Regions from separate parts of the Homo sapiens genome. Here region 1 is linked to region 2. Evidence: chromatin loops called from intact Hi-C (ENCODE). Cell type or tissue: PC-3. All regions are shown on one strand. Links, peaks and the distances in the headings refer to the core of each region. The heading gives the core; the rest is flanking DNA. Region 1 overlaps LOC105371956 (a long non-coding RNA gene). Region 2 has its middle 41 kb from the start of ADCYAP1.

What was found. Peaks named below come from ENCODE experiments on the same cell type or tissue, not always from the same donor. Only the 100,000 strongest peaks of a DNase experiment are listed, where the experiment ranks them.
Region 1: a loop joins it to region 2, with 4 times the contacts of the local background. A loop is called at or near these places in 6 of 110 quality-filtered maps.

The regions. Positions count from the first base shown.
Region 1 is chr18:2,103,507-2,120,143 of GRCh38, forward strand. It overlaps LOC105371956 (a long non-coding RNA gene), which reads right to left. Exons shown (of 3, transcript XR_935087.3): 2 at 8,138-8,230. Among named protein-coding and RNA genes, the nearest start is that of METTL4, 460 kb to the right of the region's middle. In PC-3, for the core only: no CTCF peak of the experiment used is centred there; DNase peaks (open chromatin) are centred at 8,185 and 9,365; H3K4me3 peaks cover 1,088 bases; H3K27ac peaks cover 1,054 bases.
Region 2 is chr18:855,227-871,863 of GRCh38, forward strand. It overlaps the pseudogene LOC441806. Among named protein-coding and RNA genes, the nearest start is that of ADCYAP1, 41 kb to the right of the region's middle. In PC-3, for the core only: a CTCF peak has its summit at 9,733 (motif pointing right); a DNase peak (open chromatin) is centred at 9,755; H3K27me3 peaks cover 2,410 bases.

The DNA of each region.
Region 1 (16,637 bases), core at 4,726-12,725, 1.2 Mb after region 2:
TAAGACAGTTTTACAAGTTTTCCCATTCCCAAAAGAATTGAGTGGAATCTGTAATGGGTAAAGAGATCTTATTAATTTTGTCAGATTTTTTTCTTGTCAACAGGAATAATGTAAAAATGATTTTTTATGGTTGAAGTTACCAACCAAAACTTATTAAAAAGTGGCTCATGTGTGAGAGTGAGCCATCTAAATTAGGTCAGGTCAAAATGATACATCCAGTTATCTCATCCTGACTTCTGGACTTGCAGCATAATAATTCATGGAAACATTCTAAATGTGCGCTCATAAGGATGATCTCGAAATTCAGAACAGCATCTTAAAGTACAAGAGGTGGAAGAGAATAAATTGGAACTCAGGATGGGTAAAAAATATATTTGTAAACCCTAAAAAAGCTTTCTATTTTAACTTACTTCTAAAGAAGAAAGGATTAAAAAGGTGTTTGTCTGTCAAATAACTGGTAGTTTTAAGCACAATTCAGCAAGGAAAAGTTCTTTTTAAAATTTATTTTAGTATCCTTTTTTATAAGTTCTTTTCAGCAAAGTGTTTTTCATGTTGTAGAATGTATTAGGTTTTCTAAATGTATTGTAATGAGAAAATTATAAGTTGTGTACTATTATTAAAAGTTATTAACTATAGCAATCAATAAATAACATTTTAACATAAAGTTTAATCATGGAGTATTTATGTTCTCTCTGGCCCTAAATTTCTTCAATTTGCATAAATATAAATTACAATATGAAGACTACTGGCCAATTATCTCTAATGTTGAAGAGGAAAACAAAGCTCATAAACACATATTGGTTAAAACATAATATAATGTCAGGAGGCCCCAAAAGGATTCATGATGGAAACTGGACTCGTTCCCTGCTCAGTACATATTAGGTATCTACGAGCCTAATGAGGAAGGTGAAAGGCTGGAGACTCTGAACGAGGTAAGATAGAGACAGTAAGATGTGTTAACAGAGGTGAGTAGGAAAGGCTCTATCCCAAAAATAAGTGACTGAATGATGTCAAAGCTCAACCAAGAAAGAAGAGCAATCTTTTGAAGGTGGCATTCTGACCTAAAATGTCAATCCTATTTTACGTCGTCCTACAATCTCCGTTCATTCCATTTATTTAGGGACTTGTTACATGTCTAAAAGTTCTCTTTTAAAATCTGAAGCTTCTCATTAGGGCTACACATTAAATTTTGATCAACAAGTTCCAAAAAAAAAAAAAAAAAAAAGAATTCATGTACAGCTCTCTGAGGGAGAGCAGGACAAAGTGAGAGGGAGGTGCAGCTTCCGTTCAGAGAAAGGTGCCTCCCATCCCCGGCTCACCAGGTTTCCCAGGGATAACGTCCGCCTCAGCGGGTCACAGCAGCTTTGGGAAGCATTAGAGACCTGTATTCTTTTGTTCTATCCAGTAAGGACACTGAGACTCCAAGTCATCTGCCTGTTACTGAGCCTATCTTAGGTAGCTCAAATGCTTTCCTTAGTGACAATTTCTTCCCAGCCCAGACCGTGCATCTATGGTTGGTGGTGTTACTGTCCTCGGTACCATTCTCCCGCCAGCAGGGGGCGCTGCTTCGCTTCTCCCCCCCAACTGCTGTAATTCTGTCCCTGCTTTCTGTCTCATCCCGCCCTCCTAAGTTCATCAGGTCCCTCATGGCTCCCACATGCCACTCTGACTCTTCCAATCAGATATAACATACCAATGAGATACCGAAAATATTCTTTTCAGACCATCAATCAAAGTTGCCGTCCATGTTTCAACTTTGGGGATTCAGTTCTCTCCTACCTCTGGGGTAAAATTCCCAACGAATCCAAAGCATTCTTCCTAAAGGTGGCTTTGTCTTCTCCTCACTCTTTTGTCATCTTACCATTGTCTCCAACAGACTAATCAACAGTCTAAAATCCTGTCACTTCCCAGGAAGCACAGGCCAATTTGGCTCTCGCTTGCGGGACACTAGCCTTCCCACTCAAAGCTTACGGCACAGATGCCAAAGGCTGCCCAGTTCGGAACCATACAAATAAGAAGCACAAGTGCTATTTCCAAAGGTCCAAAACACAATTTGCTCTCATAAAAAGTATAACCACTATTCAAAAAACAGTGAGGGGAGGTTTCAAAAAAACTATTCTTACTTTCTGAAGTAAAATAATTCATACACTTGGTCAATTAAAGCACCTGCAATCCCAGCTAATCAGGAAGCTGAGGTGGGAGGATTGCTTCAGCCAAGAGTTCAAGAGTTCAAGACCAGCCTGGGAAACTTACTGAGACCCTGTATTTTAAAATATATATGTGTGTGTGTGTGTGTGTGTGTGTGTGTGTGTGTGTGTGTTAAATTCCAACATAAGAAGTGAAAAATAGAGTCCTGAATCCCATACAGCTATCGGGATGCTTCTCAGACCCCAGTACCATGGTCATTTTGACAATATCCCCAATCAGTCTTTACACGGAAACAATGTTAGACACCAGCAGGAAGGGTGCAGCCAATGGAAGTTGGAATCAAAATAGGCCGGGGCTGCATCCGCTCCTCTACCTACTAGCTGTGCGACCTTGCACAAGTTTACCAGTCAAGTGTGAGAATTGGATCAGGTGGCCTCTCTGATCTCTTGGGACTCAACAGACTCCAAGGCTCTTACCCCTTCCCCACATGGGAACCAACTAGCAGATGCTCCCCCTTTAAAACGTGCACTTTTCTCTGGTAAAATAGCATTCTCTTCTTCTCTAAAAGAAGCTCAGTCAATAAAAATACCTACTCCAGAGACTGAGATGGGACGGGTCACGTTAATCATTTCTCCCTGTGTATCAGATGGGAAAGCTTTTTATTAGGGATCATTTGCCGGTGATTTCCACAAGGAAAATAGGGCTTTATTTTACTACAAACTATAGGTAAAACTCGTGATGAGAATTTGGGCCATTGGCCATTTGAGACCCTGATACAGGTCAACCTTCCTGGAATTCACCAGCTCATTACCATTAGTACTAAAGCAATAAACACTCACACACCACAAGCTCACCCCAATTAGTATAACTGCCTAAGAATTCTTTATCTTGCTTGATTAGTTGCATGATGCTCAACGAGTCCATTGATCTCACTCTGCCTCAATTTCTCTGTCTCTAAAATAGGGTGCTTCCCTTTTTAAATCCTTCCATTTTACCCAACTTAGGGCAGGGTAAACTGATAATGTGAGTTTTCAGATCAACGGCTCCCTGCTTTCCTTCAGTTGAACTGGAATTATCCAACTGCTAGTAACACAGTTAAACTGAAGTTTCATGAATACAAAGTTTTATACAATGAGCTATTTTTTTTTTAGTACTTGCTATGTGCCAAGCACTTTTCTAAAAGGTTTACATGTAGTAGGTCCTATAATTTAAACAACAACCCTGCAAGGCAGGGATTATTATCACCTCTATCTTACAAATGAGAAAAATGATGAACAGTCACCACGCCTACTCCAAGCTGGAAGACTGGGGAGAATGATCATTAAAATTCAGCTGAAAATTATTTTTACTTCAGCTTGCTTCCAACGAGCAAAGAAATGGTGCAAAGGTTACATGGGCATAAGACCATTAAAATGGATATGGCCCCTGTTGACCCTCTAGGTCCTCACAGGGCTCTTGGAAACGTCCCAGGTCAGTGAAGCTGGACTACAGGGCAGGATCTGCTGTGTGCAAGTCATGCAGGCCCACGAGCTCCCTGCTTACAGCCAGAGTCTCCTTTCCACCATCTACCTGAAGTTCTTCCTATACCACCTTGCATGTGTCAATGTTCACGCCATCTTTATAGCCCAAGTCCACTGCAGGCATGACCATAGCTCACCCGAGAGTAGTGTTTGCTTTCATCACAACACCTAAAACAAATGGGGCAGGGCCTGAGCTGGTTGTTTAGCTTGGTGGTGAATGAGCATGGTCTTTGGAGCTAGACTTTTAGGGTGCAAGTCCTGATTCCAGCACTTTCTAGCTGTGAGACCTTGTGTAAATTGCTTAGCAGTTGTATCTCTTCGTTGGTTCCTCATCTATAATGTGCCTAATTATTGTCAGGATTAAATGAGTCAACACATATGAAATACTTCAAAGAGTGCCAGGGCCATAGTAAGCCCTCAATAAATATTAACTCTTACCTTTATCACTATTATCTCTTTTTTTTTTTTTGCTCAGGCTGGAGTGCAGTGGTGCAATCTCAACTCACTGCAGCCTCCACCTCCCGGCTTCAAAGGATTCTCATGCCTCAGCCTCCTGAGTAGCTGGGATTACAGGCACATGCGCAGCTAATTTTTGTGTGCGTTTTTAGTAGAGATGGGGTTTCGCCGTGTTGGCCAGGCTGGTCTCAAACTCCTGGCCTCAAGTGATCCACCCACCTTGGCCTTCCAAAGTGATGAGATTACAGGTGTGAGCCACTGTGTCTGGCCACTGTTACCTTCATCATTGCTATGATGTTCTTCTCCAGTTCAAATACAAAAGCTTTTCTGTCCCTGTCATTCATTCATCCAGAAAAGGATATTTGTGTCTATTACATGTCAGGCACTCTAGCAGGTATCAGAGATTAAAAAAATAGAAAGAAAGAAAAAGAAAAAAGACAGCACTATTGGTAAGAGTCTACTGAAGAATAATATCAAGTTAACGGACACATATATTATTAAACAATTTTCTTACCCTTCATCCCTCAAAAGCGATCATGCCACTAGCACCAGAGCAATACATCCTAATTATTCAATTACATTCTTTCCTGGAATGGGTTTTTTTTTTCCTAAATCAGGTAAAGCAGAAAGGTGCATTGTACAATTTTTCAAAGACACTCATAAAATTTAATTTGATTACTATGAGAAATATGAATATTCCTTAAAATAAGTTATGTGAAATGTGGCAGGATTGTAGTTCAATGTTTATGCTTCATTCCTACTTGGTTTCATATAACCTACGCACTCTGGGCTCCAAAAAAGTTTTGTTGTTAAGACCAGTTTATTTTATAATCTGGTATTTAATCCAGGAAACTTCTCTCCCACCTGGGAAAGGTTCAGAAAGATTTTTCTAGTGAGATGCCTAAATCAAGAAACCCTGGACTGATTAGCTTAAACTAAAAACAATAGCAGCCCTCATAATCAGGTTAGAGGAAGGTAAGAAAAATTCAACCTCCTATATCAAGTAACAGATCCTGGCCTTGGTTAAAATCCAAATAAAGTAATGAGTAAAGAATCCTCTATTTCTCGGCTAGGGAGAAAAGGCAAGGCAGTGAGTCGCAGCAACACACACACCCAATACTGCTCTGCACTCTTTAGATCCTAATTAGAGAAAAAAAGTGGTTTCCACCATGGGGACCCTGGTGCCGTTAGCCACTCTCCACAACATTCCTCCACAATGACCCAATTCCTCCTGCATCTGTGTGTTGCTGCTCTACCTAATGTATTTTTCTCTCTCCCTCATTTGGCTCTGTCATCTCTCTACGGCTCCTTTTTTTTTTTCCTATCATTAAAAAATAAATTCAGGGCCCGGTGCGGTAGCTCATGCCTGTAATCCCAGCATTTTGGGAGGCCAGGGCGGGCGGATCACAAGGTCAAGAGTTCAAGACCAGCCTGGCCAAGATGGTAAAACCCCGTCTCTACAAAAAAATACAATTATCTGGGCACGGTGGCAGGCACCTGTAATCCCAGCTACTTGGGAGGTTGAGACAGGAGAATGCTTTGAACCCGGGAGGCAGAGGTTGTATTGAGCCGAGATCGCTCCACTGCACTCCAGCCTAGGTGGTAGAGTGAGACTCCATCTCAAATAAATAAATAAATAAATACATACATACATAAACAAATAAAAAATTCAGTGCAATCCTCTCCTGCCCACTACACTTTGCTTATTTCTTATTTCCATCTCATGTGCTGAAACGTACTGAGCATGCATGCACACACACTGAAACACACACAGACACACTCACGCCCAGCTTCCAAAAGATTTTAATACAAATGCAGGTGGTGGCTTTCAAGTCATAGATTTTTGACCCTAGATATCAGGTAACTATTCACTGTGACAAAAAATAAAGGAGATTATTGTGCTAAAACAGAAACAACCTGTTCTATAAACTGATACAGTTTTGTCTGTTTACCTGATTAAGCAGTTTTTATTAATATTCTTCACCTTGATGACTCCTGAAAAAACTTGGGGGGCTAGCCTAATTTAACTAGAAAACTTTTGATAGCAGTGAAGCTCCAACTACTATAACTTGTTACTAAAATTATCATTATAAGCTAAACAATAATAATAATCTACATCATGAAGCTTTTGATGTGAATAAAAATTATTACTATATCTAGGTTATTAAAATATTCCCTGCATATTTTAATGCACATTCAAATCTGTAAGATAAATGAAAATTGCAACCAAACAGACATGTGATATGATTTAAATTAAAACATAAGAGCATAGAGCACAGTGGGGAGGAAGGGATGAATACATAGAGGAGGGAATGTTTTGAAGACAGTGAAGCTCCCCTGTATAATACAGTAGTGGTGGTTATATGTTCATTACAGATTTGTCCAAACCCACAGAATGGACAAGAAAAACCAGGAGCGAATCCCAGTGGGAACTATTGACCTTGGGTTATAATAATGTGTCAATATAGGTTCATTGATTGCAACAAATGTACCACTCTTGGCTGGGAGTGGTGGCTCACATCTGTAACCCAGGACTTTGGGAAGCTGAGGAGGGAGGAACACTTGAACCCAGGAATTCAAGACCAGCCTGAGCAATTTACAGAGACCCCCATCTCTAAAAAAAAATTTTTTTTAATTAGCCAGAAATTTAAAAAATTAGCCTGGCATGGTGACACACGCCTGGGGTCTCAGCTACTTGGGAGGCTGAGGTGGGAGGATCGCTTGAGCCCAGGAGGTGAAGGCTGTAGTGAGCTGTGATCACACCAGTCCACTCCAGCCTGGGCAAGAAGGGAGACCCTGTCTCAAAAAAAAAAAAAAAGCAAAAACCAACAAAAAACAAAGACACCACTCTGGTAGGGGATGTCAACAGTGGGGGGCTGTGCATGTCTGGGGAGGTTGTGTTTGTAGGTATATGTGCATCTTTGTGCCTTCTGCTCAGTTTTGCAGCAAACCTAAAACTTCTCTTTTAAAAAATCTATTTAAAATGGAAAAATGAGGCAAACAGGCCAAGAAAAGAAACGTTAAAAAAAAAAAATTAGTAAGACCACAGAGAAAGTGTGCTTTAAAGTATGCCACTGTATCAAAGAGTAGGCACACCAAGTCCAAATATAAACCCAGGAAGGAAATTATTTGAGTCAGGCATATGTGCAGGTAGCTGCTTATCTCTGAGTTTCTCCACCTTTGCACTGTTTCGCATTCGAGATTATTCTTTATATGAGGAAATTTTCCTGTGCCCCTTGAGTGACTTTCCTTCTGTTATCCACTGCCAATGATCAGAAAACCTCTGAGAAAACAGAGGTAGAAAACAACAGTAGAAAATGAAGAAAGCACAAGACTCCCTCATTTCATCACCTCCAGCAACTTCATAAGAAGTCCTGTAATTATAACATTGTAAGATTTGAGATGAAGCAGTCTAATCCCTTCTTTTTAAAATGAGACATTGAAGGCGAGAGATGCTAACCCCCAATTACCCCTCCAGAAACAGATCCCAATTCATGCCCAAGGAGTTCAGCTCAATATTCTCTCAAACAGGTCATATTGCAACATGAAGAAGAAAGAAAAAAGGAATTAATTTAATAGAAATGTGCTTATGGCTATTTATTAAAATGTCTATTAAGTATTGATAATCCTGGGTCTTGGCTCCAGCTCCCCATATGTCCGCCCCATTCGATCCTTAGCTGACCACACCCACCACCTGCCCAAATCCAAGACTCCAGGATGACAGCTCTCCAGAACAACAAACTTCTGTGCACAGTGAATATCTCCAGTACTACATGCTTGATATATTCAAAAATAACCTAATTGTCTTATCTGGACTCAAATCTATTCCTGATCCCCTTCCTGCAATGATGGCCCCACTAGCCACCCAGCCACCCAGCCAGAAGCCCTCCAGAGCTCTAGGCCCCTTTCGTCCCTCAGTCCCCTCCTTTACTTGCTTCTCCTGCCCTGTTCTTGCTCCACCTAAGCATCTGCCTCATCTAGTGCTTCCTTTCCGTCCCACACAACTGCCTTACCCCAGGCAGGCTCTCATCATTTCTCATTTGCAGGCTGTGGTAACTTTCCCATCATTTTTCTCTGATCTCCACATTCCTTTCAGATGATTCTTTCTGAAACACAAAGCAAATGTTGTCGCTTCCTTAAAACCCTTCCATGTCTCTCCATCACTTTCAAAACAAAGTCTCACACCCTTACTTCCCATGCAAGGTCCTGAATGTGTGAATCCTGCATTCTTCTTCAGCCTCGTTTTGCACTGCTTCTCCTCCCTCGCCTATGGGTGTCAATTCTCAGCTTCTTAAAATTTGTTGCAAGATACCCTAACATGACCCTGCTCCTTGGTGCTTACTGGAGTCCATCTACCCCTCCTGCCCTGCCCCAGATCAACCGAGCTGAGTCCTCCCCACTCTTCAAGGCTCAAGTCACAAGTTGTCTTTATTCTGTGGGACCCACATAGGAGTTAGTCAGAGTGATGGGATGGCCCCAGTATCAGGATCTTATAATCAGGGAGGGCTTCCTAATCTACATCTCCATGAAAGCTGTGGTGAAATGGGTGGGAAAAGCAGGGCCAAATCTCCCTCCCAGAGCCAATCACTAACCCGTGAGGTTTAGCTAATTTGCATGTAGCCTCCTTGGGGACGAGTGAATGACAAGCCCCCAGGAACCACTGCAGAAAGAACCTTCTACACTATAGCAGATTGGAGTCCTGAGATCCACAATGGTGGGCGTTGGTCTCACCACACCTGTGCAAGCTGTCTGTTCCCTCTTGAGCACTTGTGAAGGCTAGTGCATTGCAGAGGCTCTCTGGACCTGGCTCTGAGAGAAGGCTCATTCTAAATCCAATGGCCTGCACAGGCAGGCACAATAAATGTAAATAATCTGGAAAGGCTAAGCCGGTCGAAGCCAGCCAAGGGCATGCAGCTCTTACCCCACTAGCTTTGATATTTGGGGTTGCCCATCCCCTGCACCCTTCACCCTGAAGGAATTCACTGTTCTCCCCCACCTCCTAACACCTCCCAGCACTTCTAGGAGCTCCTTAGAACAGGAGTTGCTTTACTTAGTGCCTCATGAATAATAACACTTAATAAGTGTTGGCTGTGTGAATGAAAACATTATAAGAAGTGCCACTTCCAGATTCGGTGATTCCTCGCTGTTTTGAAACCAATAGCTAAATGTGTTTTCTTTTGTGCATAACGTTGAAACTGCTGTGACAAATACCAGCTAAGTTTGTTATATTTAATGCCTCCAGGTAATAATTTCCTCTCCTAATTTTTTTGTGCTTGTTCATCCTCTGAGTCATCGTTCCTCCCTCATTTCTTAAAAATGTCTTTCTGATTCTGCTTCTAAAGGTTGTTTAAAATCGAAAGGCCGATTTAATGAAATAACTTTATGTGAGACAAGGAGCTGTTTTGCTCATTTTTCAGGGGCTGGCACCACCACACAATACTCTCTTCAGACTTTCCATTTTCATTAAACAATTACATTTCAGTTGTTTGAGTCTCATCTAGTGTATGTGATCTTTTGCAAAATTTTAACAAATTCACCAAAATAATTGCAATTTCTTCCTCCTAATTGTAAGAGTTGAAACCTACAAGTTTACCAAAAGTGGTCTTCGAAAAATTATTAAGATTTTTCAGAATTTGCATTTTTCCCAAATACTCAGGTTTCTAAGGATTGAAAACAAGGAGATAGGAGAAAAGCATCATGCCATATTCATATATCACACATCCCCTTCTGCAATTTAGTTTCAAATCTACAAGAGAAATTATTGCAGTAGGTGGCATGAAGTTAATCTCTATTCATTCACATTTGCAAAAACACCACACATGATCAGACTGCTGAATGAACTTGCATTCACAAATTCAAACCAGGGATGATCCATCTTGAAGATGACATAGATACCAAAATCCAGGCAAGCAAAAGTAGAGAACAGCAAGGCATTGATCAAAGGAACCAGGTATTATGTTTTACTATATTTTAATTCAGTGACCACTAGGACTAGCGGTAGATGCTAAGCTACCTAGATAAATAGACAGGTAGGAAAATAGATGTTTTAAATAAAGGAACAAAAGGTTAAGTAAAACTGACAAGCATGGCAATAGAAAGTCATATTTATTCTGATTTTTAATTAAAACTATGACCAAAATAATAAATGTTCTCCTGTGAATTGGGGGGTCTAACATACATACAATTATAAATGAATATTAAAAGGCTTTGGGTTGGTATTTCCTAGTATCTTTCCTCTTACATCATGCTAGTCTAAAAAGTACTATAATAAACTTCACCAATTTAGTGAAAGTTCTCCCCCTTGTTCCTTTTTATAACTTTGCAGTGACTATAAATAAAGGTGAGGAACAAAATCATTATTTTTGAGTAAAATGCTAACCACATTAATTTGCAAGTCTGATTGGTATCTCTTTCAGAAAATCACAAGTAGTATAAATAGCATGCAATGTGAAATTGTCATAGTAAAAACTGCATACCCTTGCTTAATCTATATCTATCTCATTCAGAGATAAAGTTACTGTATTATGCTTTTACGATAATCACTAAAAATTATATTTTTGAATGGTTTTTGTGCAACAGACTTTCAAACCCCCTTATTTTCCCCAACATTATTACATTTGAATAAATAAATTAGGTATATAGGAAGGACTTTAAGGGAACCAAAATATAATCCAAATGTAGGCATGTACTGAGTTGATATAAACATTTATTTTCCCTAAGGTAAGAGGAAAAAGCATCTTCCAAACAAATGAAAGCAACTGTTACACTCAAAGTCTTTTATTATCTGGACCCAGCCTCCTCTACTCTGACAATACCCAAGGCTCCAGCTCCAGTGGATTGGTCAACAGGGGTCTGAAAACCCTGCAGAGGGAGGTCTCAGCTCTTCTGCTCAGATTACATTGCCTCTCTTCCTTCCCCACAGGTAGTTTCCCGTTCATCCTACATGGCAAAGCTCAGAAATTGCCCCTAGAAAGATTTCCCTACCACATCACTCCCCCTCATTTGAATCAACCAATTCATTCCTCCTTCGCCTTTGCTCCAACAGCATCTGTTCATATCACTTTCATAACAAGCCTCAAATTGTTTTAGGCTTGGCTGTGTGCTCCCACCTCCTCTGCTAAGCTGACAGCTTCAGAGACCCACCTACCCATCTCTTATTTGTTGAAACATAGTAGGCACTTACCGAATGTAAGTTGTGTTAAAGGAGAGTCTCATTCAGAGAGGGCTGTAATTTTGATCACTCTTTAATGCATTTTAGAAGATGCAAAACTTCACTCCTATTCAGTGTAAGCACATGCACAGCAGCAGCATGGCTTCCTTTTCTGTTAGAAACATGTCCTACCACGTGATCTTGGCACTTAGTCAACAATGGGACTGAGGACTTCCAGAAGTCAGCGCAGCAAATGCCCACTCTGTCAGGGCACCAGCCTCAGCCCTGTTCTTAGTACTCCATAACCAAAGAACAAACAGGTCAGATAGGCCCCCAGGGGCTCCCCGGAAGATGCTAGATACTTACTGCCTTTCTGGAGCAATCTATCACCGCTCCTTGCCTAGCTCCTCTGTATTTCTGAATTATTTTCTCCTTCTCCTCCCTCTCCAATTACATTAGTTTCCGTGGATCCAGTGCTAATATAGACTTCAAATTTACAGCGTCAGCAACACCACATAGAAATGCTGGCTAAAATGTAACCAAATAAGATTAATAGGTAAACTTGGAAAAAAGCAAAGGAAATCTACAGGTGCCAGAAATAGAAGAGGAACTCAAAAACAGAGCAATAAGCTTGTCTCCTGATACACAAGCAATAACCTGGTCCCCTGGAAATATTAGTCCTAAAATAAGTCCCTGACTCCTGGGAGGAAATACATGGATGCATGGCCACAGGGTCTCGAAAGGCAGGAAAGTGACACCAAGACTCACACATTTCGCCAGGACCCTATAATGGGTGACCTCTCCGGGAACAGGGGTCTAGAAACTCTCTTACCAATTTTTCTCCAGGGAAACATGAGAAATTACTTCTGTGAGGGCTTTGGGGAAAAGTAATTCCATTATCAGAAGCAAAACTCCAAATCTGCAATTTACGTGAGTGTTGGGGAACATTTAGCAATCTGGGTGGTATAAGATTCCCAAGTTGGGAGATTAAGGTAAATACTGCTATATGTTTAATGAGAACTCCCTAAAATTTTAGCAGAAGCAAAACCAAGAATACTTTGAAGAAGTTCCATAATCCAAGATGCACTAAACTCCCACACTTAAGCAAACAACACTCAAGAGGCATTTGCAATTTTTAAAAATAAATGAAACAGAAAAATGAGCAATCAAGAGTGTATCAACAGACAACAAAATAGAGAGAAGTAGCATTAGCATCCTCTGATACAACAGAGCAATCAGAAAGAATGTTTAACATGTTTAGAAAAGTAACAACACTATAAAAATTGATTAAACAATAACGTAAAACATAGATTGATACTAAAAGACAGAAAGTCTTTTAAAAATAAAAAAGCATACTTCGAAGTAATCTACAGATCAAAGAAAAAAAATCATAATGTAAACTGGAATATACTCAGAATTAAAAGAGAATAAAAACACTATCTTTTAAAGTTGTGAAGCACAGGCCAGGTGCGGTGGCTCGCGCCTGTAATCCCTGCACTTTGGGAGGCCAGGCGGGCGGATCACGAGGTCAGGAGATCGAGACCATCCTGGCTAACACAGTGAAATCCCGTCTCTACTAAAAATACAAAAAATTAGCCGAGCGTGGTTGCAGGCGCCTGTAGTCCCAGCTACTCGGGAGGCTGAGGCAGGAGAATGGCGTGAACCCGGGAGGCGGAGCTTGCAGTGAGCCCAGATCGCGCCACTGCACTCCAGCCTGGGCGACGGAGGGAGACTCCGTCTCAAAAAAAAAAAAACGTTGTGAAGCACAACCAAAACAGAATATAGAGAATGATGTATTGTGTAAATGTTTATATTAGAAAAAAGCTGAGTAAGCAGTTAATTCACAAAGACAGATAATAACCATAAAATAAGCCCTAGAAAGTTGGAAGAAAATTGGCAGAATTTAATGAAACAGAAAACAGAAAAAGACATAAAATTTTAAAGTGTTTTTTAAATAAAAGACTAAGAAAAATAGAAAAATCTCTGGATATCGCCTAATATAAAAGAAAAGAAGACATAAATAAATAATGTTAGCAAAAAAAATTGATACAGACAAAAATAGAAGGAAAATGTCATTAGACATTATAAGGAACACCTTTCTGTTAATAAATATGAAAAGTTAGAGATATAGAAAATTTTTCAAAAAATATAAAGGTAGCAAAATTATCTCATGAAAAAACAGAACATGAAACAACTTAAAATCAAATTTTTTCAAAAGAATTGAAAACTTTTCTATAATTTAAAAAGAATTTAAATTTTACCTGCAAGAAAATCACTGACCAAGGCAGTTTTACAGATGAGATAATATGAATAATCGAGGAAAAAAAATAACCCCACTGCTATACACAAACTGTTCTGGGAAATAGAAAGTGAAATGCGCTCACAAGTCATTTCATGAAATTGACTTCAACAAAAGAATCAGATGAGCCAATCATAAAAAGGAAAGTATAGGCCATTCCTCCCTTTTGAATATAAATACAAAAATTTTAAATACAATATTTGCAAATCAAACCAAGCAATATATTTTTAAAGTAATGTTATATTAAGAGACAGTTCATAGTAACCACTTAGAGTTTATCCCAGAAAAGAAAGGATAGATTAAAATTAGAAAAATTTATTAATATAATCATATTAGTAGATAAAATAATACAGAAAAAAATTTGATTCAGAAAAAGCATTTGATAAAATTCCACAAGCATTCCTGATAAAATTCAGATAACTAGGAAAAGAAAGAAAACATATGATGAAAAAAGATTTCTACAAAAAACTTACAGCAAACAGCAAACTTTATAGTGAAAACTGGAAGCATTTTCTCCCAAATTTGAGAAAAAGACCATACCCTCTATCACTTTTTTAATTAAAAATGCTACTGGAAACACAGCACTATGTACATTTATGATTAAATTTGGCTGTGTGTTACAGAAAACATTACCAATAGTGCCTTAAACAAGGTGGAAGTTAGTTTTCTTGCCTAAAAGAAATTCTGATGTCAGTGCTGACCTAAAATTTCAGCTCCATAAATATATCAGGGCCCAAGTTCTTCTTCCTTTCTGTTCCACCATTCTCAACATTTGCTTGCATTCTCAGGGGAATTTCATGATGCCAAAATGGGGGCTGGAGCTCCAAACATCACATCCATTGATCCAAGATTCAGAAAGGAAGACAGAAAAAAAGGCAAAAGGATGCACTTATCATTGGAGTTATCTTTCCCCTTAAAGAACTTTCTTGAAAGTCCAACCCACCTACTTCTATATACATCTCAGTTGTCATCCCTATATGAGAGGCTGCAAAATGTAGTTTTTTTAGCTGGGCACATCGTGTTTCTATTTTTAAGAAAGAAGAATGCATTGTGTAGATGCCAGTCTCTGTTAGCTCAATACACAAGAAAAAGAGAATCAAAATATAGTGGATAAAAAGAAATACATTTGTTATTGTAAAAGTCATGGTTTTCTACATAGGAAACTCAAAAGAATCTATAGATAAACTCATAACTAATAAAAGATGTCAACAAGGTTGATGAAAACAACATTAATACAGAAAAATCAACAGAGTTCCTATAGACCAGACACTTTAATTTAAGAAATGTAGTCGTGTAACAATATTATACACATACACACACATAATAATAGGGAAGAAATCTAATAAAAATATACAAAGAATTATAAAATGTTAAAGATACGCGAGACCTAAGTGATGAAATGAACTGTTCCTAGATAGAAAAACTCAATATAGTAACTATATCATCCTTCCCCAATTAATCTCTAAATATCACCAAAATCCAATCAAAATTCCAAAAGCATTGTTTAAATAACTTTACAAGATGATAATGAAATATATGTGGAAGAATAAACTGTCCAGCACAGGCAAGACAATTATTAAAAAGGAAAATAAGATAGACCGATCTGCTCTAGCAAATACCAGCATGTTGTAAGGCTGTAGTGATTGTGATAGTGTTGTAATAGAACAACAACAACCAAATAGACAAATTAAAGATAAGGGTTCAGAACCAAACCATCTCTCACATTTGAAAAGTTGTCATAAATTGAAGACAACATTACAAATCAGTGTGGTCACAATGGACTATTTAATAAGAAGTGGTGCCAGGATGATGGTTAGCTACACAGGAATAAATTAACTTAGCTTTCTACATCACACAGCATGCAAAAACAATTGTTTTAGAAGAAAGTAGTAAATGTATTTATGACCTCAGGTAAGCAAAATATATCTTCAATAAGAAACAAAAAAACCTTGTAAAGAAAATTTTAATAAATTTTGCTACATTAAAAGTTAAAACATCTATTCATTAAAGGAACTCTTAAAATACAGAGACAATCTACATACCAGAAGAAAATATTTGCCATGCATAAAACTGACAAAGAATTAGTATCTCAACTATATCATAAATGCTTAAAAAACCAGTAGGAAAAGGAAAAATGACCTAACAGAATAATAGGCAAAGAAACAGGCAATTCACATCAAAGTGGAGCCTAAAAGCTAATTAACAGGGAAAAGTACATAAAAACCCATACGAGATGTCCTTTCATATTTAGCCACTTAGCCAATATTTAAAAGTCTAATTTCAAGAGTTGACAAGAATGTAGGGAAATAGTAATTCATGTATTCTGCTATTGGGAGTATAAACTGGAAAATAATTTAGTAAAATCTAGTAGAGTTAAGATATGGATATTTTCAAACTAGTAATGCTACTTCTAGGTACATTTAGAGAAACTCAAATATGTGTAGAGAAGACTCATAAGAATATTAAATGCAACATTTTACAAGAGCAAAAAGTCTAAAATAACTTTGAAGTGTATCCTACTGGGAGAATGAATGGATAAATGGTTGTATTTTGATAAACGGATCAATGGGATTATATATGAGCATTTGAAAGTGAAGTAGCTCTACATACAGCATCATGAATAAATCTTAAAGGTAAAGGTTGACTAAACAAAGTAAATTGTAAAATGACATGTAGAACAACAATTGTTATGTATAAGCTTAAAATACACATAACAATATTATACAACACTTATGAAAGCTTACACATGTAACAAAAACATAAAACTCATAAACCTCAGAATAGTGATTACTTCCAGGAAGAAAGACAGAGAAATCAAACACTTTATCTCAAAAAAATAACTGAAAATATCTAAGCAAATGAGACAAAATCATGCAAGATCTCATATGAATACAAAGATATCTGTTATTTTATATCATTCTCTGTAGTTTTTGTATGTTTTATGTAATTATTTTAAAAGGAAAATTACTAAAAAGGAAAAACACTTGCTCATCGTAAAATTTCAAAGCATATGAAACAATGATTAAGAAGAAAATGATCAATCTTAATGTTTTATTATATTTCC
Region 2 (16,637 bases), core at 5,087-13,086:
AATGCTGGAAAATACCAGATCAATGCCATCAGTGCTGGCAGAGAAACGTGTACAATTAGAGAACATTATGCTTGGCCAAACTGTTATCTGTTTGAGAAGACTAAAGAAATATGTTATTATATGTGCAAAAGCTCTGATACATCCCAGTTCATCAAGAGACAAATCAAAATTGGTTGGGGGCTGTGGCTCATGCTTTAATCTTAACCCTTTGGGAGGCCAAGGTGAGAGGATCACTTGAGGTCAGGAGTTCAAGACCAGCCTGGGCAACATGGTGAAGCTCTGTCTCTACTAAAAGTATAAAAAATTAGCTGAGCATCCACACCTGTAATCCCAGCACTTGGGAGGGTGGGTGGATCACGAGGTCAAGAGATCGAGACCATCCTGGCCAACATGGTGAAACCCTGTCTTCACGAAAAACACAAAAATTAGCCGGAGGTGGTGATGCATGCCTGTAGTCCTAGCTACTTGGGAGGCTGAGGCAGGAGAATTGCTTGAATCCAGGAGGCAGAGGTTGCAGTGAGCCGAGATCATGCCACTGCATTCCAGCCTGGGCAACAGAGCTAGACCCCGTCAAAAAAAAAATTAGCCGAGCATTGGGGTGCACGCCTGTAAGCCCAGCTACTCGGGAGGCTGAGGCATGAGAATCACTTGAACCCAGGAGGCAGAGTTTGCAGTGAGCTGAGATTTAAAAAAAAATCAAAATTTAGATGAAATGTAGAATTTAAGAAATGAGAGATGGTGAGATGGTGGCATAAAGGACTGGTAATGAGCATGAAACCCAGTTACATTTAGAATTAGCTACAAAACCAAATGCAAACCTTATTGAAAACACTGAAGAGCTAAATAAATGGAGAGATATATCACATTCAGAGATGGAAAAACGTTTCCAGGGTCAAGAGTCTAGGAATGTTTTTGCTGGGTCCTGGGCTCAAGGCCTCCCAAGCCTGAATTCAAGGTTTCAGCCAGGTCTGCAATTTCACCTGGAGCTCAGGGTCTTCATCTAAAGCTTATGGGTTGTTGGCAGAGTTCAGTTCCTAAGGGTTGTTGGATGGCGGTCTCTGCTTTCTTATTGCTGGCCAACTGGGCTCCCTTCTCATACTCTGGAGGCTGCCTGTGGTTTTCTGCCCTGTGGTCCTCTCTCCAACATGGCAGTTGCTCCTGTGAGGCCAGTGGAAGAATCTCTCTTATACTCTGAATCTCTCCTTCAGGATGGGCCCAGGGACTTTGAAGAGCTCATCCGATTAGGTCAGGCCCATCCAGGATAATTTTCCTTTCGATTGATTGAAAGTCAGCTGCTAAGAGCTACCCAAGTCAGCCTACATGCACCAGCTCTTGGGCCTCAACCTCCTCTTCCTGCTGTCCCAGGATTAGGTGGCTGAGTTCCACATGGAGTTGGAGTGGCTGCCTGCCACGGACACACAGACCAATGCCTACATCAAGCGCCCTGTGTCCCTGGAGCCATACCTGATGGAGGGCGGCTACAACAAGGTGTTCCTGGCCAAGGGTAACATCCCTGCCAAGAGCTACACCTTCATCCACATCCTGCTTGACACTATCAGGGATGAGATGGCTGGGTGCATTGAGAAGGCCTATGAGAAAATCCTTTTCACCAAGGCCACCTGGATCCTCTTCCTCAACACACCCAAACAGATGATGGACAACACCAAGAAGTGAGGGTGGGTCCTGGGCCCCAACAACTACTACAGTTTTGCCAGCCAGCAGCAGAAGCTGGAAGACACCACCATTCCAAGTTGAGTATGCCTGGCAGCCCACCAGGCACTGGGTGGGGCAGGGCATACGTTATTTAAAACAGTTACAGTGCAGGGTTTCCTCTAATAAAGGTGGATTGACATTCTGTCTTCCAGGCCCTTATCTCCCCATTTGGAATGGTGAGGAGCCAAGTTCTTATATCTGAGATAGATAAGTTTTGGGGCCCTCAGGGGATGGAGATAACACCCTCCAACTGGGTCAGCCTCTGTCTGATGGCCATTGCTCAGGGTCTCAAACACAGATGGCCACCGTAGAGCCCCAGCAGCACTGTGGCCTACAGGAGAGCATGGCCCCAGGTAGGGGGATGTTCCAGCCAGCTGTGGACACACAGGAATGCTGGGCCAGGGTACCAGATATTTTTCAACAAAGGGGGTGAAGTGTCCCATTAAAAAAAAGTTGGCAATGAATTAAGCAATTTTTCAAATAATAATAATAATAATAATAATAATAATAATAATAATAAACACAGGCCAGACATGGTGGCTCACGCCCATAACCCCAGCACTTTGTGGGGTGGAGGCAGGCTGATGACCTGAGGTCAGGAGTTTGAGACCAGCCTGGCCGACATGGCGAAACCTCGTCTCTACTAAAAATACAAAAATTAGCTGGGCTTGGTGGCGGTTGCCTGTAATTCCAGCTACTCAGGAGGCTGAGGCAGGAGAATCACTCGAACTCGGGAGGTGGAGGTTGCAGTGAGCTGAGATTGCACCATTGAATTCCAGCCTGGGTGACAAGAGCAAGACTCCATCTCAAAAAACCCCCCAAAACCCCCCAAAAACACATACACACAACAAAGTCAGCTGCTAAGGGGCATTAATTACATCTGCAAAATCCCACTGGTCACAGGATGTCACATAATCACGAGAGCAACTGTCCCATCATAGGCTCAAGTCACAGTCACGCTCAGGGGGTGAGGGTGAGACGGAGCCTGTATACCAGGGAGCAGGAATCTTGGGGGACATCTTAGAATTCCACCTCCTACAGTAACATTTCTCCTCACCATGAACCCACAACAGGTTTTCTGTCTATTCCATAAATACATTTGTGGTTAGAATTTGAGGAATTTCATACAAAACTGTCTGGTCGGTTCCCCCTGGGTCTTTTGGAAAAGAGTAGGCTTGAAGAGAATGGAGGGCAAGAGTGAGATTATTCAGGAAGGAACCCCCAGAGAAGCCACAGAGGATCAGGATAGAGCCAAGGAGTGCTGAGCCTTCCTCTTGGGTTGGGTGTGAGGCTGAAGCCAAAAATATAGCTCGTGTCAGACTTTTGGCTGCTCTATTCATTACACAGAAGAATAACATTTCATTAGCTGTTGTCATTCAAAGTGGAATATATCTTCATTCTCTTTAGGGTTTTTGGCAGTTAGATTTCTGAGTTACTTCATAAAAATTTAAATTAGCTATTTTTAATGATAACTGGTAGAAGAAGATAAATCATCATTCACAGAATTTTTAATGGGAAAAGTAATTTCAGTATTCTTATGGGGGAAGCACTTTTGGGCAAAAGTTATTCCTACAGCCCTCATGTTATTACTTCAAACATGAACCTGGGTTAGAAGAAGAAAGATTTGCTGCTGAGTTTTGTGTTTGGAATTGGTGTACCTGAAGCATGGGAAGTGTCCAATTTATGTGTGTGTGTTTGAGATGGAGTTTCACTCTTGTCGCCCAGACTGGAGTGCAGTGGTGCAATCTCAGTTCACTGCAACCTCTGCCTCCCAGGTTCAAGTGATTCTCCTGCCTCAGCCTCCTGAGTAGCTAGGATTACAGGCATGTGCCACCAACACCGGGCTAATTTTGTATTTTTAGTAGAGATCGGGTTTCACCATCTTGGCCAGGCTGATCTCGAACTCCTGACCTTAGGCGACCCACCCGCCTCGGCCTCCCAAAGTGCTGGGATTACAGGCATGAGCCACTGCGCCCAGCCCGATTTATTTGTAATACAATAAATCATGCATTATATTAACCTTTTTGGTGATTCATTTTCTCATTTATTAATTTAATGCATCCATTGTTTTCAAAGTGAGGCTTAATATTGTAAGTAATACAGTGGTAGTAGAATGGGGCAAGCCTATTCATCTTGGGTTAAGTGAGAACACCTTCATTTTCATAATGTAGAGCATTATCCTTTTCTATGGAGATTAAGCTAAATGCCAGGCTTCCTGTATTCACCCAGAATACTCAGCAGGCTGGTTTGTAAAAGAGGAGATATTTTGAGTTTGGCTGAAAGTAGCAATTTATTAATAAATCAATTTTTATCTTTTTAAAAATAGAGACAGGGTCTTGCTATGTTGCCCAGACTGGTCTCGAACTCCTGGTCTCAAGCGATCCTCCCACCTCGGTCTCCCAAAGTGCTGGAATTACATGTGTGAGCCACCACATCCAGCCTGAAAGTAGCAATTTAGGAAAAAAACAAACAAACAAACTTAGGAAGCTTTTAGTGACTGAGAAAATGAGTTGGTTTCATGCTTCTGGGAATTTATAAATGAACTAACTGAAAATGGAAACAGTGGTTATAAAGATTGTCAATAAAAAAGAAAATGAACTATTGTCTTTGAGAACTTAGAAAGTTTTCTGCGTCTTTGTAGCCAGGAGGAAAAAAAAAAAGAACGTAGAGGCTGAGAGTGGTGGCTCATGCCTGTAATCCCAGTACCTTGGGAGGCCAAGGCAGGCGGATCATGAGGTCAGGAGCTCGAGACCAGCCTGGCCAACACAGTGAAACCCCATCTGTATTAAAAATACAAAAATTAGCTGGATATGGTGGCACGCACCTGTAGTCCCAGCTACTTGGGAAACTGATGCGGGAAAATTGCTTGAACCCGGGAGGCGGAGGTTGCAGTGAGCCAAGACCACACCACTGCACTCCAGCCTGGGTGACAGAGTGAGATTCTGTCTCAAAAAAACAAAAAACAAAAAACAAAAAACTTAGAAACTCATTTTGATAATATATATGTTGTATGTGTAATAATAAATATGTTTCATCTTTTATTCTAATAACTGTCTAAGTGTAGAACTAACTGTAAATAACATACCTGGCTTTTATGAAAAATAAAATACATCAATAAGTTCTAAAAGAAAGGAAAACATGCTTGCCATTGGACCTTATGATATCATAATATCGCCTAATGCACATATGTTGAAAATGCAGTCTTTTACTGACATTCCATCTTAAAAACAAATCATAGAGGATTCATTTCTGGAGGGATTAAACATAGTTTGATTAGGTTTCACCTCAACAGAGGAATCGTATGTGGATACTTCCAGGATTCATGTCTTTGAAACGTTTGGAAAACTGAGGGTTAGTTTGTTCTAGTTTGTTGGGTGGGCGGGGGTGGGGGTGGTGGTGGGGGCACAGCTCTGGCAGATTGCTGCTCACTGCCAGCAGATCAGATTTTTTTTTTTTTTTTTTTTGAGACAAGGTCTCACTCTGTTGCCCAGGCTGGAGTGCAGTGGTGAGATCTTGGCTCACTGCAGCCTCGGCCTCCTTGAGCTCAAGCAATCCTTCCACTTTAGACTCCCAAGTAGCTAGGATTACAGGCATGCGCCACCACACCCAGCTAATTTTTGTATTTTTTGTAGAGACGGGGTCTTGTTTTTCTGTTCAGGCTGGTCTTGAACTCCGCGACTCAAGTGATCCACCTGCCTCGACCTCCCAAAGTGCTGGGATTACAGGGGTGAGCCACCTCGTCTGGCCTCTCATTTTAATAGAAGCAGGAAATCTGGGCTTTGTTTTGTATAAGACGTTTTGATTTTTAAATGTTGGCTCAATTTTTATTAAAAGTGTTGCTTGCTGGGCCCCAGGGAAGTCTGTGCGTGGCCCACTTTGGGCTAGATGGAGAGAGCTGTAGTGGAGGCCTTGACACTGATGTGAAATAGAAAGAGGGTGGATCTGGGTAGCTGTGCCCCTGACCTGTCTGGTCCCATGTAGGGAAGTCTCTTCATCTTCTGAATCCCGACTTCCATTATTCAGGAGGGGTTCTGATGACATTGTCTTGAAAACACCCTCCTCTGTAATGCTCACCCTGTGAAGAATTATTTTTTTTCTATTTTGTATGAGAGACATACTATTCAATATGTGTATGTGTGTGTGTATGTGCACGTGTGTTGAGAGACAGGGTTTCCCTCTGTTGCCCAGGCTGGATTGCAGATGCCTGGTTAATTTTTTAAATTCTGTAGAGACTGAGTCTTGTGATGCTGTCTAGGCTGGTCTCAAACTCCTAGCCTCAAGTGATCCTCCCATCTCGGCCTCCCAAAGTGCTGGGATTACAGGTGTGAGCCACTGCACCTGGCTCAATGTATTTTTTGATGAATCTTTTATTTGATATGTGAATCTCATGAGTTACGTGACTTCTAACATTTTTCTTATGCCCATTTTTTTTTCACGTAGACGTTCTCAGAGCGGTAGCATGCTCTGGATGAGCTGTAGCTTCTTAGTCTTTTGTTTTGACAATTTTCTAATAAGCTACTAGTTGTAGCTTGTTACTCTTTTGTTTTGACAATTTTAAGGATTCATTTCTCATTGTCCAAGAAATAAAGTCCATATAATGTATACAAAGAGAATTAGCATTGCAATTATTTTCTCTCCCCTCTTCCTTTTCATTTTGTGTAGAATGAACTCTTAGGCCATCACCAGGCAGCAGGAAATGAAGCTCAAGTTAGCAGAATGTAGGGAATTTTAGCTTTTCAGGCAGTCAGTGTGGTAAATTCAGTCCCGGTTTCGACTTCACTTGGAACTGTGTACAAATTCTAAAAATTCTAGGGCTAACTGTAGTAATTCTAGTTTTGCAGGTTAGGCTGCAGAATTTGATTTTATTAAGTTCCTGGAATTATTTTTGAACAAGCTGGGGTTGTGATGCCATTTATAAGTGTAATACCATTTCAAAACAACACTCAGGTGTAAGAAAAACAATATGAAACAGGCAGCCTCATTGTAAGATTCCATTCAGTATTGCTAATCTTTTGTCAAAGTCTGCCTACTTTACATATTTGTGGTGAAAAGTTATCCTTGGCAACCAGGATCATTGGTTTGCTATATAAAAGGAGACCCCGGACTGTTCTATTTTTATTTTTATATAATTTTTTCTTTTTCTTTTTTTTATCAGACAAAGGTTAAAGCGTGACCCAGACTGTTCTAACACCTAAAGATTCAGCTGCTTGACCCTGAGTTTGCTTTTCGTTCCCAATGATAATAAGGACACAGATGGCAAGACACAACAGCGAAAGTGTAAGGGCCGCAGCATTTGAATAAAAAGGTGGAATGTGCTTTAGGCCATGTGCGTGGTGTCTTCCCTTCCCAGCTCTCTCTTCGTGTCTTTCAAGAGTCTCTTTTTGGCAAGGCTGCCCAACAAAAGGAAATCTGACATTCCTTATGACACTGGGGAAAATTAAGGGAAAATAAAAATGCTTCTAGATCATTTCAAAAATTCAGAATGAAAGTAGTGATATTGAGTCTCACCTGAAAGCAAAATGTGTATTTTTACAAAGTATCATTAGTGAAAAAAGAATGATAATGAGAAAGAGAATAATGAGAAAAGAATAATTAGTCCCTAAAATGACAATATTTGGGCACACTTGAGAAGTAATGACATAGCTGCTGATTTCTAATTTTTATTCTGATATTAGTGATTTCTTCAATCAAATGGAGTTCCCTGCCTTTATGGTGGTTCTTTTTTCATAAACTGGGTTCGGGCAATTTCCAGAATGAGGCTACTATTTTCTAAATTCCTTTGTGATACTAAATTCCTTCCTCTTTTCTCCTAAAGGAAACAGTGGCAGCAAATGTCTCACTTTGAAGCTACCAAGGAAGCATCTATTAATTTTGTGAATAAGAAAAATAGAAGAGCGCGATCAATGATAACAAAAAAACCTTCCTTTTTTGGCTCTTAGGTTTTGTGTAGCCATTTCCTGAGTCAGCTTTAGTTCTCTTTAGCACCTGTACTATTATAGAAATTGTTTCTAGAATTGGTCATTCACATGTATATTAGAAACCTCTGCACTGACAAGTTATTTAAGATTTTTTTCACTTTTTTTTGACATGGTGTCTCACTCTGTTGCCTAGGCTGGAGAACAGTGTCACGATCTGCGCTCACTGCAGACTCCGCCTCCCTGGTTGAAGCGATTTTCCTGCCTCAGCCTCCCGAGTAGCTGGGATTACAAGCATGCACCGTCATGCCTGGCTAATTTTTGTGTTTTTAGTAGAGACAGGGTTTCACCATGTTGGCCAGGCTGGTCTCGAACTCCCGACCTCAGGTGTTCTTGAGATCGCTTGCCTTGGCCTCCCAGAGTGCTGGGATTACAGGCGTGAGCCATGGTGCCCGGCCTCACCCTTTTTTTTTTTACTGACTGACCATCAAGTGACATCGGCAATTCAGGCAATGCTTTGTATTTCTGACCTGTAGCATAAGGACAAGCAGCCCAGGGAAGCTCATTCTCCACAAGGCTACCCAGAGTTCCCAGGGAACACTCTGTTCCTTCATGAAGTGCAGAAATGAAGAATAGCCTGAGATGTGCAAGGAGTTTTTCAGAACTTCTCTTGTAGAACGAAGATCCATTTTTATAATCTCCTGGTTTATGAAAGCCCAAGGTCACTTTCAACATGAGGCATCATCCAGTAACTGCTGGCAAGTGTCTGGAAGAGTCATCTACACATAGAAAGTGGGAGAGACTCAGACTGCAGCAGGGTTGTTTGCTCTCATGGTTTTTGTTTTTTTAAACCCAGACACGACTTGTTGGATTTCTTTCTTATGAATGAGTTCTTCTTAAGGCACTGACTCAAGCAGTTCTATTTTTTTTCCTGCTTGAAATTACCAAATTCACTCTTATGCTAATCAAATAAAAGGTTGTTACAAATTACTTTCTGGTCTTTCTCTGTGGAAAATCACCGTGTAGAGAACTTGCAGACTTCTCTTATGCAGAATAGAATGCATGAACTACTTGGGAGATAGATTGTGAAGAGCAAAGTTTGGCCATTAACTTGGGATCCACCAACCAACAAAGACTCCTTCAGGCTTCATTCTTCAGCCATTGGTCCTCAAGGGTGAGGAGATTCTTTTTAAAAATGTCATTTTGGGCCGGGTGCAGTGGCTCATGCCTGTAATCCCAGCACTTTGGGAGGCTGAGGAGGGTGGATCACTTGAGGCTGGGAGTTCGAGACAAGCCTCAGCAACCTAGCGAGACCCCCGTCCCTACTAACAATACACAAAGTAGCTGGTTGGGGTGGCATGCGCCTGTAATCCCAGCTACTTGGGAGGCTGAGGCAGGAGAATCGTTTGAATCCAAGAAGCAGAGGTTGCCATGAGCTGAGATTGTGCCACTGAACTCCAGCCTGGGTGACAGAGCGAGACTCTGTCTTCGGAAAAAAAAAGTCATTTTAGCTTATATCTAAAGTACATGAGTCCAGGCAAACACAAGACAAGAACAGGAACTTTTAGAAAGTTCAAGTTCACGTACCACTAAGGAAACCTGGAGAAAAGTATCTCATAGTCTCTTTTTTCTAACTATATTCAGAGATAATCAAGTGCCTCTTTGGTGCAAGATGTCAAATTTAGTATATACATAATGGTCAAATAAATGCTGTATTTTCCCATTTCATTTTTGTGTTCTCTTTTCTGTCTCATGAAGGTTTCTGTAAAATGTTGCACTTCAGACTGCTGCTTTAAATTCCAGTTTTGCCATCTTTTATACATAGGAAGCAGCTGGAAATAAAGCAATGCAGTTTAAATAATTGAGATATTTAAGTGAAAGATGTGAAGATTGAGGTTTCTGCTCAACAGAATAAACTGTTTCTGGTCCCGGTTGGCTTTTTCATAGATGATGATTCTTTGCTACATGGATTGCAATCTGCGGATCACAGCCGTCCTTGTAATAAGGTAGAAGTATTTTCAGGATCACATCTTGGTCCTGATAATTTAAAAAGATCGGCAAACCAGAAAGGCCAAGGACTGAGGTTTTGGATGCGTGAGTCCTTCAAAACGCCACTAGGTGACGGTGCTGCACCGTAAGTGCCAGAACCCGCTCGCCGTGGTGCTTCCAGGCCGGGAAACGTTACCGCAGAGAGAACTCGGATGACTGACGGAGCCGTTTAGGTTGGCCCAGCAGAGGTGGTCTCTCTGTATTATAGATCTTGTAACCGAATTTTCTACTTAGCTTTTGTTGAGGCTGTAATTCATTAAGTCATCAAACTATTGTTTGTCTTTCTAAAAGCTGTGATGGCTTTTTTTGAAAAATTGTCCAGGAACTGTAAAGCCAAAGTTTAGATTTTGTAAAGATTATTAGTAAAATTTTATTTCATTTTATTTATTTTTTTTTCTGAAATGGAATCTTGTTGTGTCACCTAGGCTGGGATGCAGTGGTGTGATCTCAGCTTGCTGCAGCCTCTGCCTCTTGGGTTCAAGTGATTCTCTACCTCAGCCTCCCAAGCAGCTGGGACTACAGGTGTGGGCCACCACGCCCTGCTAATTTTTGTACTTTTAGTAGAGATGAAGTTTCACCACGCTGGCCAGGCTGGTCTCGAACTCCTGACCTCAGGTGATCCTTTTTTTTTTTTTTTGAGACAGAGTCTTGCCCTGTCGCCCAGGCTGGAGTGCAATGGTGCCATCTTGGCTCACTGCAACTTCCTCCTAGCGGGTTCAAGCGATTCTCCTGCCTCAGCCTCCAGAACAGCTTGGATTATGGATGTGCACCACCATGGCCAGCTAATTTTTGTATTTTTAGTAGAGACAGGGTTTCACCATGTTGGCCAGGCTGGTCTCGAACTCCTAACCACATGTGATCCACCTGCCTTGGCCTCCCAAAGTGCTGGGATTACAGGTGTGAGCCACCATGCCTGGCCAACATACAATTTTTTTTTGAAAATTATCTGGGTGTGGTGGTGCACACCTGAGGTCCCAACTACTTGAGAGGCTGAGGCAGGAGAATCCTTTGAGCCCAGGAGGTCGAGGCTGCAGTGAGCTGAGATCGGGCCACTGCACTGCAGCCTGGGTGACAGAGTGAGACCCTTGTCTCAAACAAACAAACAAAAATCCCATTAATTTGTTTTTCCTTGAATGATTAAGTTTTTCCCCCTGTTACTCATGGAGATTATCCTTTCCTTAGGAGAATTATGATCCTAATTAGAAACTCATAGTTACCCCCAACTGACATTTAAAAAGCAACAGTTTGCATTTGCAGTATAGACCATTTCAGGTTCATGGTAACTTTTGCTTATTTAAGAAGTAAATATATGGAAATTTGTCATTCGTTCTGTGAAAAAAGCAAGGGAGAAAATATTCCCAGAATCAATGATTCATAGTTATTTTTGTTAGGGTGAAAAACCATCTCTTGAGAAGGACAATAGTTCAGTGAACAAATGCCACAGTGCATGGGATGACACAGGCTATACTCTTACCTGAATGGAGGAGGAGGAGGAAGTACGTTTTTTTGTTCAAGGACAGTTTTGATGCAATTGAAATATTACAAAGTCCTACTCATTGTTCATGAGTAATTTGATTTTAATGATGATCCTTTGTGTAAGATGCATATATTCTGACAATGAACTCCTCTTTCTACTCCCAAAATGGAATGTTTGAAGTCTCCTATTATTCCTTTTTTTTTTTTGATAGAGTCTCACTGTGTCGTCCAAGCTGGAGTAGAGTGGCACGATCTGGGCTCACTGCAACCTCCGCCTCCTGGGTTCTAGATTCTCCTGCCTCAACCTCCCAAGTAGCTGAGATTACTGGTGCATGCCACCACACCTGGCTAATTTGTTTTTGTATTTTCAGTAGAGATGGGGTTTCACCATTTTGGCCAGGCTTGTCTGGAACTCCTGGCATCAAGTGATCTGCCTGCCTCGGCCTCCCAAAGTGCTGGGATTACAGGTGTGAGCCACTGCCCCCAGCCAGATTCTCCTGTTGTTCCTTATTAACATTTTCTGTATCACTTCCACAACTTGGGCTTATTCTAAGTGCCAAATTCACGTCTAGCAATCAGAATGTACTCTGACCCCTTCCCCAGGGACAATTTTCGGGGTGTTTGTATTGATTTGGAGAATGTTAGAGGCGAACATAGCAATAAAGATCATCTAATCCCTTATTTTACAGGTGGAAAACTACATCTTGAGGAGTTTAGTTACATATCTGATAGGTTGCAGTGCTCCAGCTAGAACTCAGGAAAGACGAGAAGGTACAAGAAAATGTTGATGAAGAATTGACTGTGATAGCCGTGGAACACACCTTGTTTAATTTTAGTCCTCACAATAATCTTATGTCGTTGGCAGATCCCTATTTTTATTCCTCCACAGCTTTATTGAGAAATAATTGGCAAACAAAATTGTAGAAGTTTAAGGTGTACGATCCATGATTTGATATACATATATATTATGAAATGACTACCACAATCAAGTTAGTCAACATATCTATCACCTCACCTACTTACCTTTTTTTTTTTTTTGGTTTTGTTTTGTGGTGAGAACATTTAAGATCTGTCAGCAAATTTCAGCTATACAAATTGCACGCATTAAGTACATTTACAATGTTGTACATCCGTTACTACTATCCATTTCCAGAACTTTTTCATCATCCCAAACAGAAGCTCTATGCCCATTAAATAATAACTCCTCATTCTCCTTCCCAACTGCCCCTGGTAATTTCTATTCTACTTTCAGTCTGTATGAATTTGCCTATTCTTGATACTTAATATAAATAGAATAATAAAATATTTGTCTTTCTATGTTTGCCTTATTTCACTTAGCATAATAGTTTCAAGGTTTCAAGGGTTGATAGCATGTATCAAAATTTCATTTCTTTATTATTATTATTATTATTTGTAGAGACAGGATCTCACTATATTGCCCAGGCTGGTCTCGAGCTCCTGGGCTCAAGCTACTTTCCACCTTGGCCTCCCAAAGTGCTGGGATTGCAGGTGTGAGCCACTGCACCCAGCCTCATTCTTTCTGATTGCTGGATAAGATTCTGTTGTATGTATATATCACATTTTGTTTATCCATTCATCTGTCAGTGAGTATTTGAATTGTTTCCACCTTTTGGCTCCTGTGAATAATGCTGCCATGAATATTGATGTACAAGTATCTGGAATGTAATTTTATCATGCCCTCAGTGTGTATTTCCTCCCATTATCCTTCTCCTTAAATTTTTTTTCTAGCAATTCCATCATGTTAGTATTTTCTGGTTAATCTGAAAATAGTCTGCTGGATTTCCTCTCTCTAATGTCAAATGCTTTTAAAGTTTTGTTTTGCGTAATATCAGAATTGATATTGGTTCACTATTGAGACTTCCCATTCAAGTATTATGTCTTGCCTCTCTATTATTCAGGTTTAAATAATTGTGCCCTCAGTAGAGTTTTGAGCATGTTAATATTGTTCCTCTGCATTGTTTAAGACTATTCTTAGGTATGTTCTTTGATGATTATTTACTTATTTATTTATTCTGAGACAGAGTCTCGCTCTGTTGCCCAGGCTGGAGTGCAGTGGCGCACGATCTTGGCTCACTACAACCTCCACCACCTGGGTTCAAGCGATTCTCCTGCCTCAGCCTCCTGAGTAGCTGGGATTACAGGTGTGTGCCACTATGCCTGGCTAATTTTTGTATTTTTAGTAGAGATGGGGTTTCACCATATTGGTCAGGCTGGTCTTGAACTCCTGACCTCGAGTGATCGACCCGCTTTGGCCTCCCAAAATGCTAGGATTACAGGTGTGAGCCACCGCATCTAGCCTTTGATGGCTATTTTTAGTGGAATATTTACCATTTTATTTTCTACTGCTTATTGTTGGTATTCTAGAAAGCCATTAATTCTTGCATAGTAATGTTATTATTGATACCATTCTTTAATAATATTTATATGATAAATCCTAAACTGTTAGTTAATGTTTTAAATTGGTAGTGTACTTAGGATCCTTCTCTGCATGGATTGCTTTTGTACTTACTAAATATATATATTTAACAGAAAGAACATTTGCTTTAAAAGATTAAATTGTTGTTGCACATTATCCATATGTAGGGAGTAGCAGCATTTATCTTAGAGGCAGATGGTTTGTTTTTTTCTTTAGGCAAAATCTTAGTGGATCTTTTGGTTATGGAAGTCTTAGACTGGTGAAGATTGAAAAAAGGAAAATGAAGCCATTCTCTCTAATAAAGTAATACCATGAACATTCTCAAATTCCTTTGCTACATAAAGAGGGATGGGATGGGAAACCCCAAGGTTGAGAAAAGAAAAACCATGGGGAGAAACGGCCCCAGTGGGGAGCAGAGTCCCATGCAAATATGGCTGCTAAGAAATTCCCTTTAAGGGAATGTCTGAGTGACAGTGATACCTAGTATTAAATTGTAAGTTGATTTCTGTTCTGTGCTCTGTTGTGATCTGTTCTAAAATGAAATACATTAATAGAAAATTTGAGGTATAGTAAGGCCAACAGTTCAGGAAATGATTGCCGCTGAAAGATAAATTACTCACAGTTTCCAAGAGGAACTCTACAAATTCCACGCATTAAGTACATTTACAATGTTGCACAACCATTATTACTATCTTTATGAATTTGCCTATTCTTGATACTTAATATAAGTAGAATAATAAAATATTCGTCTTTCTATGTCTGGCTTATTTAACTTAGCATAACAGTTTCAAGGTTTCAAGGGTTGACAGCATGTATCAAAATTTCATTTCATTTTTTTTTTTCTTTGAGACGAAGTCTCGCTCTTGTCCTCCAGGCTAGAGTGCAATGGCGTGATCTCGGCTCACTGCAACCTCTGCCTCCTGGGTTCAAGATTCTCCTGTGTCAGCCTCCCGAGTAGCTGGGATTACAGGCACCTGCTACCATTCCCAGCTAATTTTTGTATTTTTAGTAGAGGCGGGGTTTCACCATGTTGACCAGGCTGGTCTCGAACTCCTGACCTCAGGTGATCCACCCGTCTAGGCCTCCCAAAGTGCTGGGATTACAGGCGTGAGCCACCGAGCCTGGCCAAAATTTCATTTCTTTACTAATGTTATTATTATTAGTAGTAGTAGTCAAGACCTGTAATGCCAGCACTTTGGGAGGCTGAGGCTGGTGGATCACTTGAGGCCAGGAGTTTGAGACCAGCCTGGCCAACATGGTGAAACCCCATCTCTACTAAAATACAAAAATTAGCCAGGTGTGGTGGCACACGCCTATAATCCTAGCTACTTGGGAGGCTGAGGCAGGAGAATCACTTGAACCCGGGAGGCAGAGGTTGCAGTGAGCTGAGATCATGCCACTGCACTCCAACCGGGGTGACAGAGTGAGACTCTGTCTCAAAAAATGGGAATGGCCCAAGGGACATTTCCCCCCCACAACCCCAAAAGAACCCCAAAACTGAAGACAATCAATATGGTGCTATTCTGAGTTCTGTGAATTGTCCTATTAAATTATCAAATCTGAGGCAGATAATAAGAACCTCCAGGTTTTTAACCAGTTGGACAGAAGCATGGGTGGCTTTGGGACTCTGGAGCTGGTGGCTGGTGCCTAAGTGGGGAGGTTCTTATGGAGGACTGTGTTCTCAGCCTGTGGGGTCTGCGTGATCTCCAGGTAGTTAGCACTGCAATTGTGCTGTAGAAGGAGTTCAGATGGATGAAGAAAAACTTCTCGGCTGGGTGCAGTGACTTGTGTCTGTAATCCCAGCTCTTTGGGAGGCTGAGGCAGGTGGATAACTTGAGGCCACGAGTTCTAGACCAGCCTGGCCAACATAGTGAGACCCCTGTCTTTACAAAAAATAAAATATTAGCTGAGTGCAGTGGTGTGCACCTGTGGCCCCAGCTACTTGAGAGGCTGAGGAAAGAGGATCATTTGAGCCCAGGAAGTTGAGGCTACAGTGAGCTATGATCATACTGCCGCTGCACTCTAGCCTGAGTGACAAAGTGAGACTGGTCTCAAAAAAAAATTTTGTTTAGTATGCTTGGGTAATGGGTGATATGTTTTGGCTGTGTCCCCATCCAAATCTCATTTTGAATTGTAGCTCCCCATAATTCCCACATGTTATGGTAGGAACCCGGTGAAGATAATTGAATCATGGGGGCAGCTTCCCCCATCCTGTTCTCGCGGAAGTAAGTCTCACGAGATCTGATGGCTTCATAAGGGGAAACCCCTTTCACTTGGCTCTCATTTCTTTCTTGTCTGCCACCATGTAAGACATGCCCTTCACCTCCCGCCATGATTGTGAGGCCTCCCCAGCCACATGGAACTGTGAGTCCATTAAACCTCTTTTTCTTTACAAATTACTCAGTCTCAGGTATGTCTTTATCGGCAGTGTGAAAATGGACTGATACAATAGATAAACACAAAGCATGAAAGAACCCCAGAAACCATGGAGAAAACAGAACCTCTGGAGATTGCCATGAGTGCTAAGCCAGCTCTAAACACATATATGAACTAAGTGAAGTTTGTCTTCAGTGCCATTTGGGGACCTGGCCTTCACTCAAACCATCATCCTCCCTCTGTTCAGTTTCCCAGTGCCATCAATCTACCCAGGCAGACCAGAGTCATCCACACAGTTGTCTTCCCAACTTCAGAACACATTTTTCCTATTGCCCCCCATCAGAAGTAGCTCTCAGTTATCATACTGGGAAGGTCTGATAAACTCACTCTCCCTAAGCTCTATTCACTGACGAGTGAAAAACATGATTCTTCCATGAGCGTTTCCCCAGTCCCTTTTATGAGAGTTGAGCTGTGATGGGGAGATTTCCTTTTCACCACCTGTTATCTTTTCTCAAATCCTACCATTAACCTAATTCCTAAGGGTTTGAAGATTTTTGGCTTTTAATGGACCTCTATTAAAATATATTTTACTACTCTACCAGCCAAAACCAGCTAGTTGAAGAGGTGGGAAAAGAATGGGGGCCGGGCATGGTGGCTCATGCCTGTAATCC